Regions from separate parts of the Homo sapiens genome. Here region 1 is linked to region 2. A link is a loop called in an ENCODE intact Hi-C map of the cell type or tissue named here. Cell type or tissue: endothelial cell of umbilical vein. All regions are shown on one strand. Links, peaks and the distances in the headings refer to the core of each region. The heading gives the core; the rest is flanking DNA.

Evidence for each region. A loop is a pair of places that touch in the nucleus more often than their neighbours do. Peaks named below come from ENCODE experiments on the same cell type or tissue, not always from the same donor. Only the 100,000 strongest peaks of a DNase experiment are listed, where the experiment ranks them.
Region 1: it touches region 2 in a loop (2.3-fold over the local background); 1 of 110 quality-filtered maps calls a loop at or near these places.

Annotation. Positions count from the first base shown.
Region 1 is chr5:33,164,656-33,172,134 of GRCh38, forward strand. No RefSeq gene overlaps it. Among named protein-coding and RNA genes, the nearest start is that of LINC02160, 61 kb to the right of the region's middle. In endothelial cell of umbilical vein, for the core only: no CTCF peak of the experiment used is centred there; no DNase peak of the experiment used is centred there.
Region 2 is chr5:33,254,952-33,262,430 of GRCh38, forward strand. LINC02160 (long intergenic non-protein coding RNA 2160) reads left to right here. Exons shown (of 4, transcript NR_147008.1): 4 at 525-602. Among named protein-coding and RNA genes, the nearest start is that of LINC02160, 29 kb to the left of the region's middle. In endothelial cell of umbilical vein, for the core only: no CTCF peak of the experiment used is centred there; a DNase peak (open chromatin) is centred at 3,310.

The sequences.
Region 1 (7,479 bases), core at 1,222-5,221, 90 kb before region 2:
TTAAGTCCATTGTTCCTTTGTTGACTTTCTGTCTTGATGGCCTGTCTAGGGCTGTCAGTGGAGTACTGAAGTCCCCCACTATTATCATGTTGGCAACTATCTCATTTCTTAGGTATAGTAGCAATTGTTTTATAAATTTGGGAGCTCCAGTGTTAGGTCCATATATATTTTGAATTGTAATATTTTCCTGTTGGACTAGTCCTCTTACCATTATACAATGTCCCTCTTTGTCTTTTTTAATGGTTGTTAAAAAGTCTGTTTTGTCTGATATAAGAATAGCTACTCCTGCTCACTTTTGGTGTCCATTTGCATGAAATATCTTTTTCCATCCCTTTATCTTAAGTTTATGTGAGTTCTTATGTGTTAGGTGAGTCTCTTGAAGACAGCAGATACTTGGTTGGTGAATTTTTATCCATTCTTCCATTATGTATCTTTTAAGTGGAGCACTCAGGCCATTTACATTCAACATCAGTATTGAGATCGTGGGGTACTATTCTATTCATCATGCTAGTTGTTGCCTGAATACCTTGGTTTTTTTTTTTTTCATTATGTTACTGTTTCATGGGTCCTGTGAGATGTATGCTTTAAGGAGGTTCTATTTTGGTGTATTTCAAGGTTTTGTTTCAAGATTTAGAGCTCCTTTTAGCAGTTCTTATAGTGCTGGCTTGATAGTGACAAATTCTCTCAGTATTTGTTTGTCTGGAAAATACCTCATCTTTCCTTCATTTATAAAGCTTAGTTTCTCTGGATACAAAATTCCTGGCCGATAGGATCCCAATCCCTTCTAGCTTGTAAGGTTTCTGCTGAGAAATCTGCTGTTAATCTGATAGGCTTTCCTTTACAGGTTACCTGATGCTTTTGTCTCACAGCTCTTAAGATTCTTTCCTTTGTCTTGACTTTAGGTAACCTGATGACTATGTGTGCAGGTGATGATTTTTTCACAATGAATTTCCCTGTTGCTCTTTGAGCTTCTTATATTTGGGTGTCTAGACCTCTAACAAGGCCAGGGAAGTTTTTCTCAATTATTCCCTCAAATACGTTTTCCAAATGTTTAGGTTTCCCATCTTCCTTGGGAACACCAATTATCCTTAGGTTTGGTTGTTTAACATAGTTCCCAAACTTCCTGGAGGTTTTGTTCATTTTTTAAAATTCTTTTTTCTTTGTCTTTGTTGGATTGGATTAATTCAAAAGCCTTGTTTTTGAGCTCTGAAGTTCTGTCTTCTACTTGTTCGATTCTATTGTTGAAAGTTTCCAGTGTATTTTGTATTTCTCGATGTGTGTCATTTCCCAAAGTTGTCCTTGTTTTTTATTTATGCTGTCTATTTCTCTGGAGACTTTTTTGTCCATATCCTGCATTTTTCAAAATTTCCTTAAGTTGGTTTTCATCTTTCTCTTATGCCTCCTTGAGTAGCTTAATAACTGGGCTTCTGAATTCTTTTTTTCTGGCAATTCAGAGATTTCTTCTGGGTTTGTATCCATTGCGGGTGAGCTAGTGTGATCTTTTGGGGGTGTTAAAGAACCCTGTTTTGTCATATTACCAGAATTATTTTTCTGGTTCCTTCGCATTTGGCTATTTCAAAGGAAAGATCTGGGGCTCAAGCGCTGCTGTCCCATGGGTACTCTCTTGATGTGCTCTCCCCCTTTCCCTAGGGATGGGGCTTCCTGGGAGCTGGATTGCAGTGATTGTCATTGCCCTTCTAGGTTTAGCCACCCAGCAGAGCTACCAGGCTCTGGACTGGTACTGGGAAGTGTCTGCAAAGAGTCCTGTGATGTGATCCATCTTCAGGTCTCTCAATCATGGTTACCAGCACCTGCTCCAGTGGAGGTAGCAGGGGAACCATGTGGACTCTGTGAGGGTCCTTGGCTGTAGTTTTGTTTAGTGCACCAGTTTTCTCAAATGCTGGTTGTGCTAGCAGCGAAGTTGTCATGTGGTCAGACTCAGGACCTCTGGTTAGCCAGGATGTGGCAGGCAGTGGAAATAGCTGTTGTTTTCTCCTTTCTTGGAGCACGGTTTTTCTTTTATGAGTTGCTGTAATGGCTTGAGTTGGTTGGCCACCAGCCAGGAGGTGGCGCTTTCAAGACAGCTTCAGCTGCAGTAGTATAGGGGGGATACAAGCTTGTCCTAAGGTCACTTGGATAAGTATTTGGGTTTCTTAGGCAATTGGCAGGGGTCATAGAGCTCCCAAGAGATTATGTCTTTTGTCTTTGGCTACGAGGGCAGGTACAGAAAGACCATTAGGTGGGGGCAGGCTTAGGCATATCTAAGCTCAGACTCCCCTTGGGAGGGGTTTGCTATGGCTGCTGTGGGAGATAGGGGTGTGGTTCTCAGGCCAATGGAGTTATGTTCCCAGGGGAATTATGGCTGCCTCTGCTGCATATACAGGTCACCAGGGAACTGGGGGAAAGCAAACAGCGACAGGCCTCACCTAATTCCCACACAGTCAGCAAGGCCAGTCTCACTCCCAGTGTGCCCCACCAAAAGTACTGAGCTTACAGCCAGGCAGCTGGTGAGCAGGGCTGATATCTTGCCTCAGGCGACAAGCCTCCTCACTGAGAGAAAGCAAGCAGGGCTTTCAGGGTTTGGCCTCCCCACCTGCCAAAGCTTCTGTGCTGCACTTCCCATTCACTGCCCCTCCACTCCTGGATATTGCCCTAGAAAATTTACATTCAGTCAAAATTATTACAAAGTTCACTGGAAGTTTCCTTTTCCTTGCGGTCTTTCCCCAATCCCACTGGCAGCCCTCCCCAAGGACACCTTGAGATAAAGTCAGAAATGGCTTCCCTAGGTACCAGGAGTGCCTACAGGGCTCTTCTTGCAGTTTCTTCTACTTTTGTGTTTCGCTTGGCTCTCTAAATCCATTTCAGCTCTAGGTAAGGTTATATCCTTCTCCCATGATCTGGATTTTCAGGTTCCCCAGTGAGGATATGTGTTTGAAGGTAGACTTTCCCCCTCTCACACTTTGGGAACTCATAGTTTTTTGGCTGCCTCATGAAGTTTGCAGTGACAAGCCACTTCTTTCAAACAGTCTGTGAATTCTTTTGGGTTTCCTGGTATGTTCCTGTGGTAGTATTAGGAGCAAAAGTTCCCGATGTGAGTTTCCACATGCTGTGCTGTCTGTCTGAGTGGGAGCACATATATGTCCTTTATTAGGTTGAGAAATGTTCTATTTCTGGACTGCTGAGAGTTCTATCAGGAATGAATTTGGACTTTGTCAAATGCATTTTCTACATCTATTCTGATGATCATACAATTTTTATTTTTAAAATGTTAATATGGTAAATTACATTGATTAATTTTCAAATACTAAACCAACTGTGCCTTCTTTCTTGGGATAACCCTTTCTTGATTATGATGCATTAACTTTTCAACATATTGTTATATTCCATTTGCTAAAATTTTTAATTTTTAAATCTGTGTTAATGAGAGATATTGGTCTGCAGTTGTCTTTTATTGTAATACCTTTGTCTAGTTTTGGTATTAGGGAAGGGTTGAACTCATGGAATGAGTTGAGAAATATTCTCTCTTTGGTTTTCTTGAGACATTTGTGTAAAATTGCTATTGTTTGCTTCTTTAATGTAGAATTCACCAGTGAAATTTTCTGAGCTTGGAATTTATTTATTTGTGCATGTGTTTGTGTGTCTGTGTCTGTGTAATATATGTAAATATAAATTCAGTGTCTTTAAAAAACATAGGGCTATCCATGTTATCTATTCTCTTGAGGGACTTTGGCAATTTTTGTCTTTCAAGGAAATTTCCCATTTCATCTAATTATCAAGCGTATTCATAAATTTGTTTTAATACTCCCATATTCTTTTAAAGTCTCTAAGATTTATAGATATGACCCTCTCTTTCCTGATATTGGTAATTTGTGCCTTTTTCTTTATTTATTTGATCAATATAGCTAGAGATTTGACAACTTCATTGATTTTCTCTAATCAAACTTTGGTTTCAGGCTACAAATTTTCTCTATTTTCCTAAATTCTATTTCATTTATTTCTGCACTTAGGATTTTTTTCCCATTACTTCTTTGCAGGGTATAACTAACTCTTATTTGTTGGTTTCTTAAGGTAGAAGCTTAGGGCATTGAAATGAAAATTTTCTCTTTTCTAATACGTGTTTAATGTAATAAATTTTCCTCAAAGCACCAATTTAGCAGTATCACACAAATTATGATATGCCTTGCGTTAGTTTTCAGTCAAATCACAATATTTTTTTTTTTTTGAGACAGAGTCTCTCTCTGTCGCCCAGGCTGGAGTGCAGTGGCGCGATCTCGGCTCACTGCAAGCTCCGCCTTCCCGGTTCACGCCATTCTCCTGCCTCAGCCTCCCGCGTAGCTGGGACTACAGGCGCCCGCCACCACGCCCGGCTAATTTTTTGTGTTTTTTAGTAGAGACGGGGTTTCACTGTGTTAGCCAGGATGGTCTCGATCTCCTGACCTCGTGATCCGCCCGCCTCGGCCTCCCAAAGTGCTGGGATTACAGGCGTGAGCCACCGCGCCCGGCCAAATCACAGTATTTTTAAATTTTCCTTATAAACTCTGCTTTGACCAATGTGTTATTTAAAAAAGATCCTGCTTAGTTTTCAAATCGTTGAACATTTTCCAAATACTTTTCTGTTACTGATTTCTAATGTGATTCCCTTGCAGTCAGATTCCACACTTTATATAATTTAAACCCTTTTGAATACTTTGAGACATTTTTAGGTAGTGAAGAATATGGTCTATTTCAGTAAATGTTCTGTGTGCACTTGAAAATAACGTTTGCCCATATTGTTGAGTGGAGACTTCTATAAATGTCAGTGAAGTCAAGATGGGCGTAGTGTTGTTTCAAGTCTTCTATTTTCTTATTTCTCCTTGTTCTACCAATTATTGAGACAAGGGTGTTGTAATCTCTGATTAATATTGTGGCTGCATATATTTTTTCAGTTCTATCAATATTTGCTTCATATTTTTAAAGTATCTGTTATTAGTTGCATACATATTTAGCTCTGTTATGTACTCTTTATGAATTGACTTATCATTATGAAATGACCTTCTTTAGCTCTAGAAATAGCACATGGCATTTACTTTGCCTGGTATTACTATAGCCACTCTAGCTTTCTTAGATTAATGTAGGCATAATATTACTGCCCTCCAGTCTTTTACTTTTAACCTACACATGTCTTTATATTTAAAGTTAGTTTCTCACAGACAGCATATAATTAGGTATCACTTTTTATCAATCTGGCAATATTTGCTTTTTAAATTGGGCTGATTAGACCATTTACATTTAATGTGATTATTGTGTATTAGCTTAGAGGCTGCCATCTTGCTATTTGATTTCAATTTGTCCATACTTTTTTATTTCCCTCTTTTGCCTTATTTTGGATTAACTGAATATTTTTATGATTCTTTGTTATCTACAGCATTGGCTATATATATTTTTTCTTTTGTTCCTTTAGTAGTTGATTTAGGGTTTAGTATAGATCTTTACATTATTATAGTCAACATTCAGTTAATATTACACCACATCTTCATAGGAAAGGAATTTTACAGCAGTATGCTATTCTGGACTTCGTACTATCACTATACATATTACTTCTACATGTGTTATATAGTTATATTGTTATTATCATTGTTTTAAATAGTATATTATCTTTTAAATTCATTTTTAAAATAAGACAAATGTTTTTATACTTAGCCTCATATTTAACATTTCCAGTGGTCTTCTATCTTTTGTATAGCTAGATTACTATCTGCCCTCATTTTACTTCTATCTGGACTTCTTTTGATATGTTTTGCAGATCTTGTCTGTTGTATTTTAGCTTTTTATGTCTGAAATAGTCATTTCTTTTTCATTATTGATAGATATTTGTGTTGGCTCTAGAATTCTTGCTTTACAGTTTTTTGTTCTTTCAGTACCTTAAAAATGTCGCTCCACTGTTTTCTGACATGCATTGTTTCCCATGTGAAATCTGTTGTCACTCTCATTTCTGTTCCTTATTACATAATATGTCTTTTTTCCTGTTTTTACTTTTAAGATTTTCTCTTCATCACTGGCTTTGAGCAGTTTATGATGTCCTGCAATTTTTTCCACTTGCATTTTGTTGAGCTTGCTTTTAATTTCTATCACATTTTTAAATGCCCTCCAACATTTCTTCAAATATTTTTCTATGATCCTTCCTAATCATCTTCTTATAGGACTCTAGTTACACATACTCAGGAAGAGACAAATGGAATTGGAGTGCAACCAAAAGTCTCTATTACTTGAATATTCTCAAACAAAAGATCCTATTCCACTTTTTTACTAGTACCTTCTTGACTTCCATAATTCACAATAGCCACTTTAAATCACACTTCTAAACATCATAGGGTATAAATAAATATTTCTACAATTGTTCCCCTTTCAGAGACTACACATCTCAGAACTACAGCTATTTTAATATAAGTGAGGTTTGGATCTCTAATTTCAGACAACTGCTTTTCTAAGCAAATAGTATTGCCCTCCACCTGAGAAGAGCGTGCAGTCACCTACTTGGATACTTACTGAAACAAACTGAAACAACTATCCTACTCTCATGTGCAGCCACAATACTGTGACTATGTGAAATTTAAAAAAAGACATAATTGATAATTAGAAAAAATACAGAGGAAGAAGTAATTAGCTCAGGCACAGATTAAGGAAGCTTGCAGAAGGCCATCAATAGAAGGGGAATCCTAAGAAGGAGTCTAAAAGATGCCCATCAGCTGGGGAAGAAGGAAAAGAATATATTGGAATAATGGAAGCAAAAGAGAGTCTGTTATAATGGGGTTACTGAAATGCTTTCAGTATTGTGAAAGAGAAAAATGGGAAGAATAGACAGAAGATTAAGGTTAGAGAGGAAAATGCCTTGTAACATGTCATATAATGCCACATATCTACAACTATCTGATCTTTGACAAACCTGACAAAAACAAGCAATGGGGAAAGGATTCCCTATTTAATAAATGGTTCTGGGAAAACTGGCTAGCCATATGTAGAAAGCTGAAACTGGATCCCTTCCTTACACCTTATACAAAAATTAATTCAAGATGGATTAAAGACTTACATGTTAGACCTAAAACCATAAAAACCCGAGAAGAAAACCTAGGCAATACCATTCAGGACATAGGCATTGGCAAGGACTTCATGTCTAAAACACCAACAGCAATGGCAACAAAAGCCAAAATTGACAAATGAGATCTAATTAAACTAAAGAGCTTCTGCACAGCAAAAGAAACCACCATTAGAGTGAACAGGCAATCTACAGAATGGGAGAAAATTTTTGCAATCTACTCATCTGACAAAGGGCTAATATCCAGAATCTACAATGAACTCAAACAAATTTACAAGAAAAAAACAAACAACCCCATCAAAAAGTGGGCAAAGGATATGAATAGACACTTCTCAAAAGAAGACATTTATGCAGCCAAAAAACAGGTGAAAAAATGCTCATCATCACTGGCCATCAGAGAAATGCAA
Region 2 (7,479 bases), core at 1,405-5,404:
AGAAAAGAACAGCTTTATTTATAAATTCAGGGTTGGTATTACAATCCCTCAAACCCATTTAATTAAACAATATGATTTACTAAAGTTTGAGAACTTATGGACAAAACAAACATGTAGGAAATATGCTGTGGTTCCATGGCTTCAAAAGCCCAAAGCAAATGCACCATAACCAATCTGATCATGTCACAGAATTCCCTCATGCTAGAGCTGGGATGAATTCTAAAGATGACTTCATTCCACAGTCCTCCAATCTGCTAGTGTACTGGTATCACCTGGGAATTTCATTTTTAAAACTTTTTCTTTTTAAATTTAAACCTACAGAAAAGCTGAAAACAGTACTTCACCCAGATTCACCGGTTTTTTCGTATTTTGCTAATTTGAGATCTTTCTTGCTTTTCCGCATTTTTGGTATTATCTTTGTTCTCACATCATTTTACTTACTGAATCATTTTAAAGTAAATTACAGATATGATAACCAGATTGGATGCTGTGGTCTGACACCTATATTCCTCTTCCCTCTTTAGGACTGAACTACTAATTTTCCCCATCAGCTGAAGAGTTTTGGCAATGAACAGCTTGCAGCTGAATCCCCTTCTGGAAATTATCCTTGGCTAAAGAGACACACTTTGATGAATGTCATGTACTCTTCCCTGGGGCAGTGTACACCCAGTGACTGGCTGATGCAGTGGTATAAAGGTCTGCTCCACTTGCCCTAAATTCAGGACAACTCCGTAAAGCCATCCCAGCCCCAGAGCTCTCTGTGCCATGAGCTGAGTTCTTTGTTGTGAGAGTATCACAGCTCCCCTTTCTCCCTAATCCTACTTCCTCACTCCCTCACAAGTGTTGAGTCCTTACAAACTTGCTGAGGAACTTAACCTGGGAAAACTCTTAAATAAGTCAGTATAATTAGATTAATTATAGTATTTAAGAATTTTATATAATATAATAAGTATAATAAGAAAATTCAGAAAATTTAACATTGATGCAATATGATAATCAAATTGTCAATACCATATTTTACCAATTGTCCTAATTTGTCCTTCATGGCAATTTTATTTTTTCTAATTCAAGATCCAATCCAGACCATATATTTTATTTAGTTGTCATACTGGTTTAGTCTCTCTTAACTCTAAAAAGTTCCTCAACTTTGCTTTGCTTTGCTTTGCTTTCCCAGACACTGACATTTTCGAAGAACATAGATCAGTTATTTTGTAGGATGCCCCTCAATTTGGGTTTGTCTGATTGCTTCTTTAGGATTAGATTTAGAGTTTGGTTTTCATAATTCATCAACTGGTCATACAACTTTTTCTAATTTTTAAGGTTATACAGCTAATTCTAAAATATCTAAAAATTTCCATCATCTTTATTTGAATTACTTGGCATATGATAGGCAATCTGCTCCACTGTAACCATTTATGTTAAAGCTATGTCTTTGGATTATAATGTAATCCTTTTGGGGACACCTTAAAATAATAATTAGGTATCCAAATTTAAGGTTCTGTCACAACTACAAGGTGTTTAACTGAGGCAAGTAACTGGGTGAATAGTTATCTTCTCTGATGACTAAGTCCACTCATATAGACGTTAAGAACTATTAATGTATCACACTCCACTTCGTTGTGTAAAATTGACAAATTTCTTTTGACACTAATCACAAGATGCATCATGAATTCAGAAATATTGAAGTGTGAAGGTAATATCCATTTTATGATTGAATCATGTGCTAAATACTGCATGCATCTTATTTAATACTGCATCTCATTTAACATTCACAGCAACTTTATAAGATTGCTATTAAAAATATTCCTATTTTATGGATGAGAAAACTCAGGCTCAGGGAGGGTAAGTAACTTTTATAAGATCACATAGTGAGTAAACAGCATAGTCAATATTCAAACACAGATCTTCTATTTATTTTATACCACATATGCAATTTCTTTTCCCAGTGTAGGCTTTCCCTAATATGAGTTTTATAATTCAGATTCCACACTCTCATTTAAAAATTCTGGGGTATCTACACTACTGTATGCTCCCAAATTCCTTAAGTACCAACTAGAGCTCTGAAACTACGTTAAACATTTTGAAGAACAGAAAAAAATCTGATAGAAGCATATCAACTTTCAAGAAATGTGCAACCTTAAATAATTTACAAATGTGAATGAGCAAAAAATACAAATCACCATTAAAGTACTAAATTGTACAGGGCTGTCCTACAGAAGTGCAGAGAAAAAAAATGACCTTTAGCCAGAATAATCATTGAAGTCTATACGAAAAATTGTCGTTCCAAACAATTTTCAGTAATTTGCAGCCAGTTAGTAAATGACTTTGTTAATGAGGACAACTGACAATAATAGTAAGAAACCAATAGTTCCCTTGCAAGGAAAGGGTCAAATCTATTGAACTAAAGTTGTCACAGGTTGAGTTCCTTGGCAAATTTATAAGGACCCAACACTTATGAGGGAGTGAGGAAGTAGGACTAGGTAGAGAGGGGAGCTGTGATACTCTCATAACAAAGAACTCAGCTCATGGCACAGCGAGTTCTGGGGCTGGGATGGCTTTACGGAATTGTCCTGAATTTGCAGCAAGTGGAACAGACCTTTATAGCACTGCATCAGCCAGTCACTGGGTGTGATTGTCACTTTAGGGAAACTGGGTATCTGGAGAGAAAAAGCCAAACATTTAGACTTTATTATCATCTGAATTCCCCATCCTCCTAATTCATATGCTGAAGTTCTAACCCCTAGTACCTCAGAATATGACCATATTTGAAAATAGGGCCTTTAAAGAGGTAATTAAGTTAAAATGAGGTTATTAGAGTAGACCCTAAGCACGGGGTCCTTACAAGAAGAGGAAATTTGGACACAGATTTGTGCAGAGGGACTTGCACAGATGGAAGACCATGTGAAAACACTGGGAGAAGAATGTCATCTACAAGCCAAGGAGAGAGGGCTGGAACGTATCTTTCCCTCAATGTCCAAAACAGGAACCAACCCTGCCTACACCTTGATCTCAGCCTTCTAGCCTTCAGCACTGTGAGATGATACCTTCTTTCATTTAAGCCACCCAGTCTATGGTACTTCGTTATGGCAGCCTTAGCAAACTAATACGGATTCCTCATCAGGTTCAGATTTTGCTAAATAAAATGTGTTTGTGAGGGTGGTACAAGCAACAGTGATATATTTCTTTAAGTATTTTCCCCCAGCCAAATTCCAACAAGACAATAATGTCTAATGCACTGTCTGGTGAATCGGAAAATCTCCTGAATGAAATAAGAGCCTCTAATACCCAAAAGGGAATGAAGTGAGTCATCACCACAGCCTGTGAATGAAAATAACTGCTCTGAGAAAACACATGTAAAAAATGACACCATGTGGATTAAATAGGGAAACACAAGTATATCCAGATAAATTGGGTGTTTTCCCTGTACCAATTACAGCTATTCTATAAATCCCAGATTATAAATCTTCATTCTTGCCTTTCTCTTGATCCTTCTCAGCTAGTTTGTCATGAAATATTATTTCTTTCTTTCTTATGTCTTTATATGGTAATCCGGTTCGACCATAAAAACAAAAATCTTGGAAGCACTATTCTTTTGTTTGAAGAAAAGATTTGGCCCAACTAAGGTTCTGTTATTTCAAGTAATATTTGATCACAAATTCTATCAAAACATCAGCTGACCCAATCTCATGCCCTCGAATCCACCCATTTTGCTACCAGTTAGTTTTTAGAATGTAGCTCTGATTGGTCCCTTTCCATGTTTAAAGACTACCATTAGTCACCCACCAGCTATTGACTGAAGCCCAAAGTCCTTGATCTGGCAGAACCTTCACAGCCTAGAATCAGTTCTGCATTTTCAGACTGTAGTCATCCTCCACCCCACCACCATATACTCTGCTTGCTAATAGGTGGCTATGCTTCATTCTCCAGACACTGTTCCATAGCATGTACGTATGACACTATCATTGCACATTATGTTTATGATAGGTAATATGTCTGACTTTATCATCATATTATACTCACCTTGGAGTCTAAGACCTGGTCTTCCACTTTCTTCAGTATCACCAGTGGCAGTGGCACAGGAGTAGTAACATTCAATCATTTTTCACCTTCTCAGAGAGGCCTTCACTTAATTCCTTAGCTAGGATAATAATTCTCTCTCCCCACACCTTGTCCTGCTTTATTTTTCTTCTTGGCACTATCAACATCAGACATATGACATATATTTTCAGGGTCACGTATTTTATAATCTCTCTCTTCCCACTTGAAAATAAATTCCAAAAAGTCAGGACTTTGGCCCATTCACTGTTCTATCCTCAGTGCCTAGATATGTGGCATACAAGAGACACTCAATAAATATTTTCTGAATAAGTGAATTCATTCAGCAAATATTTATTGGCAGTTTACTATGTGCCATGAAATATTATAGAAACCAGCAATCCAGCAGTGAACCAACAAAGGCCTTTCTCTCGTGGAACTCAATACTCTCTGGAAGAAGGCAAAAGCAAAAATAAGAAAACAAAAATCTCATTTTATATAACTTCAGATAGTGCTAGTAGGTATGCAATTACTATTTCTGTAATTGAATAGAACTTACACTGATTCAGGATTCACAAATATTTTGTGAATAACTTAATTTTTTTCAGGTATTACCAAAAGTAATATATGAATTAATTTATTTTTGGAACTAAAGTCAATACAAGAATAAACTGTAAAAGAAAGCATCATAACATAATACCCCTGTAGCAATAAAAATAATGTATTTTAAAAGATAGAATTTTCAAATGTGTTACATAAAACAAGACAAAATAAAGTTTCATTAGAAGCATAGCACAGGGACACTTTTATGAAGCATATAACATCAGAAGCAGTAGAAAGCAGCTTTGACTAAGTCTTTTGATATGACACATATAAAGGGATAAAACTGGGGAGAATTTTTGTTTGTAAAATATATTAGCACTGCTTAATAAGAATAATCGTCGATTTATATAGTACTCGGAAATCCATTAATGCAAGTGATATTACAGATTGGCATACATCTTACTATCTTCAAAAAAAATCCAAACTTTGCCACAGCATTATTTGGTACCTGATATGTCAAGCCCTATATCTGTTGTCATTCTGAACTGGAAATCTAGTCTTTTATGTGGCCAAAGATATTTAGTGGTATTTTAGGATTTTAAAAAAATACTGAGCCCTAGTTATAATAGAAAAAATTCTATAACATGACTTATTAACTTGAAGTCCTCCACTTCTGATTAGCCTGGTCCAGAGGTAAAGGAGTACGAAGAGCCACCTAAAAAGCATAGTGTTTGGGAATGTGGATTGGTGACTCATATTTGGACTTCATTAATAAGAGAGGTTGGGTTCCCTAGGGAGAAAGGACTGTTATCAAAAGCTACTAGAGGCTAGAGAGTCAGAGAATCTCTTTAATAAAATATGAAAGGTGAGGAAATATAAGTAACTCTATAATCTAAATGTAACGTGGCATAAACACTTAATTCTGAACTTGTATAACTGAAATATATAGCATCTGTAAAGACCATGTTTCCAAAATTTTGTATAAGTTTCATAGAATAATGTTGAATTGATATTATTATTTTTAGCATACTAAATTTTAAGCTGGTTAATGCCAAATTCCAAGATTTTTACATTTTAATTTTATTCCTAAAGGAAAGGAAAAAGAAGAAATTCTTGAAACTTCAATAATTAATATTATTTCTACTACTTCCTTCAAATTTTGTCACAATAAAAAAATCACAGAAGCAGGAAAACAATTTTTAAAAGCAGCTCAAGGCAATTAATCATTTGAAATACAACTACTTCAAGGAAAGTCAGGACAAACCAAAATCCATCTTGGCTCATGAAAAAACAAAACCTTATTGTTTGCAAATGTCTTGAGAGACCTCTTGAGAGATCTTTATTTTTTTCTATGAGAGTACAAATAATAAATAAATATTTTTAAATGAAAATGGGTAAAAGTTTTGAGAATTTGTATTTAATACTTAGTATACCACCTTGATGTAACTACCATTTATTTATTTGTTTCCCCTCTCCCTGATTCATTTCTGTTGAGACAGATCAAAACTTCTCGAAGTTGACTAGTTTCACATGGAAGCTAGAAGACCAAATACAGGACTATACCCATAAAGAAGAGTCACCTGGCATGAGAAGGTGAAACTCATGATTACTCTACAAGTCTTCAACATGTAGTTACCTTCCATTATTTATTAATATTATTCCCACCAAAAGAGAACTCTGATCCAGTTATTCAGTGTGCCGTACTGGCTTGGAAACATTCAATACTCCCCATCACCACTACAAGCACTACAGAGATCCAAAGATTCTCACCCCTTCCAACATCCTTAACCAAAAGACATATTCAGAAACAGGAAATAACAAAAGTTTCATACTCTCTCTTTTTTATTGAGACCTCTGAAGACCTCCCACCCACCCTCACAAACACTCACACACCCATGACTAGAATTACAGTTGTTATTTCAATGGGAAGAAATGACGCGGGGCAGGAAATGAGAATCTGTTAGATGAGAAGAGCAGTCTTCTCATCCTAATATTTGAGACATTCCTCTTTCATTTTCCTATGACTCATGCTTCTTTCTTTCTGGCATCTTGTTGGAGGAGGAGGAGGAGGTGGGCAAACCCAGTGTTTTGACCAAAAAAAAAAAAATCTTAATACCAAAAGCAATAGAAAATTCCAAGAAATGTATGGAGAAAACAAGGGCTATTGGTCTAAAAATCTATAGTTAGTACAAACTGACACTGGGTAACTGGGTAGCTTCAAGTAGTCTCAGTTAACAGAATTCATGTTTGTATTGTAAAAAGGAAAGATCTAGAAAATCTGATTTAAACTAAACAATAAACTTCAAAAATAAAAGCAAATTTGTCTGTTTCTGAGATAGGGTTTTGGAGAATGATGTTCTAACATTTGTTTGTAATGGAAAAATAAGAACTAACTAGATTTGTAAATATGCGCTGACCTGACAAAAAACTCTAATGAATGGCTTATAACAGACATGGAAAGTTATGGTTGAGAAAATTTTTTTCAAAAAGAACATAACAGGGAGCAGAGAACGAAATTTAATTTTGGAAGAGTAAAATTTGCCATTTGGAGATCATTCACTCATTCAACAAGTATTTAATGAGTTCCTACCATGTACCAGACACAAACTAGGTCTTGGTTTTATGGTGGTGGGGAAAAAAAATGTCATGATCTTTACTCTTTGGCACTAATTTTTTAATACTGAAGAATAAATTTGAATGAGTATCCTTGGGGCTGTGGTGTATTAGTCCATTTTTACACTGCTAATAAAAAATCCTAGAAGAAAACCTAGGCAATACCATTCAGGACATAGGCATGGGCAAGGACTTCATGTCTAAAACACCAAAAGCAATGGCAACAAAAGCCAAAATTGACAAATGGGATCTAACTAAACTAAAGAGCTTCTGCACAGCAAAAGAAAC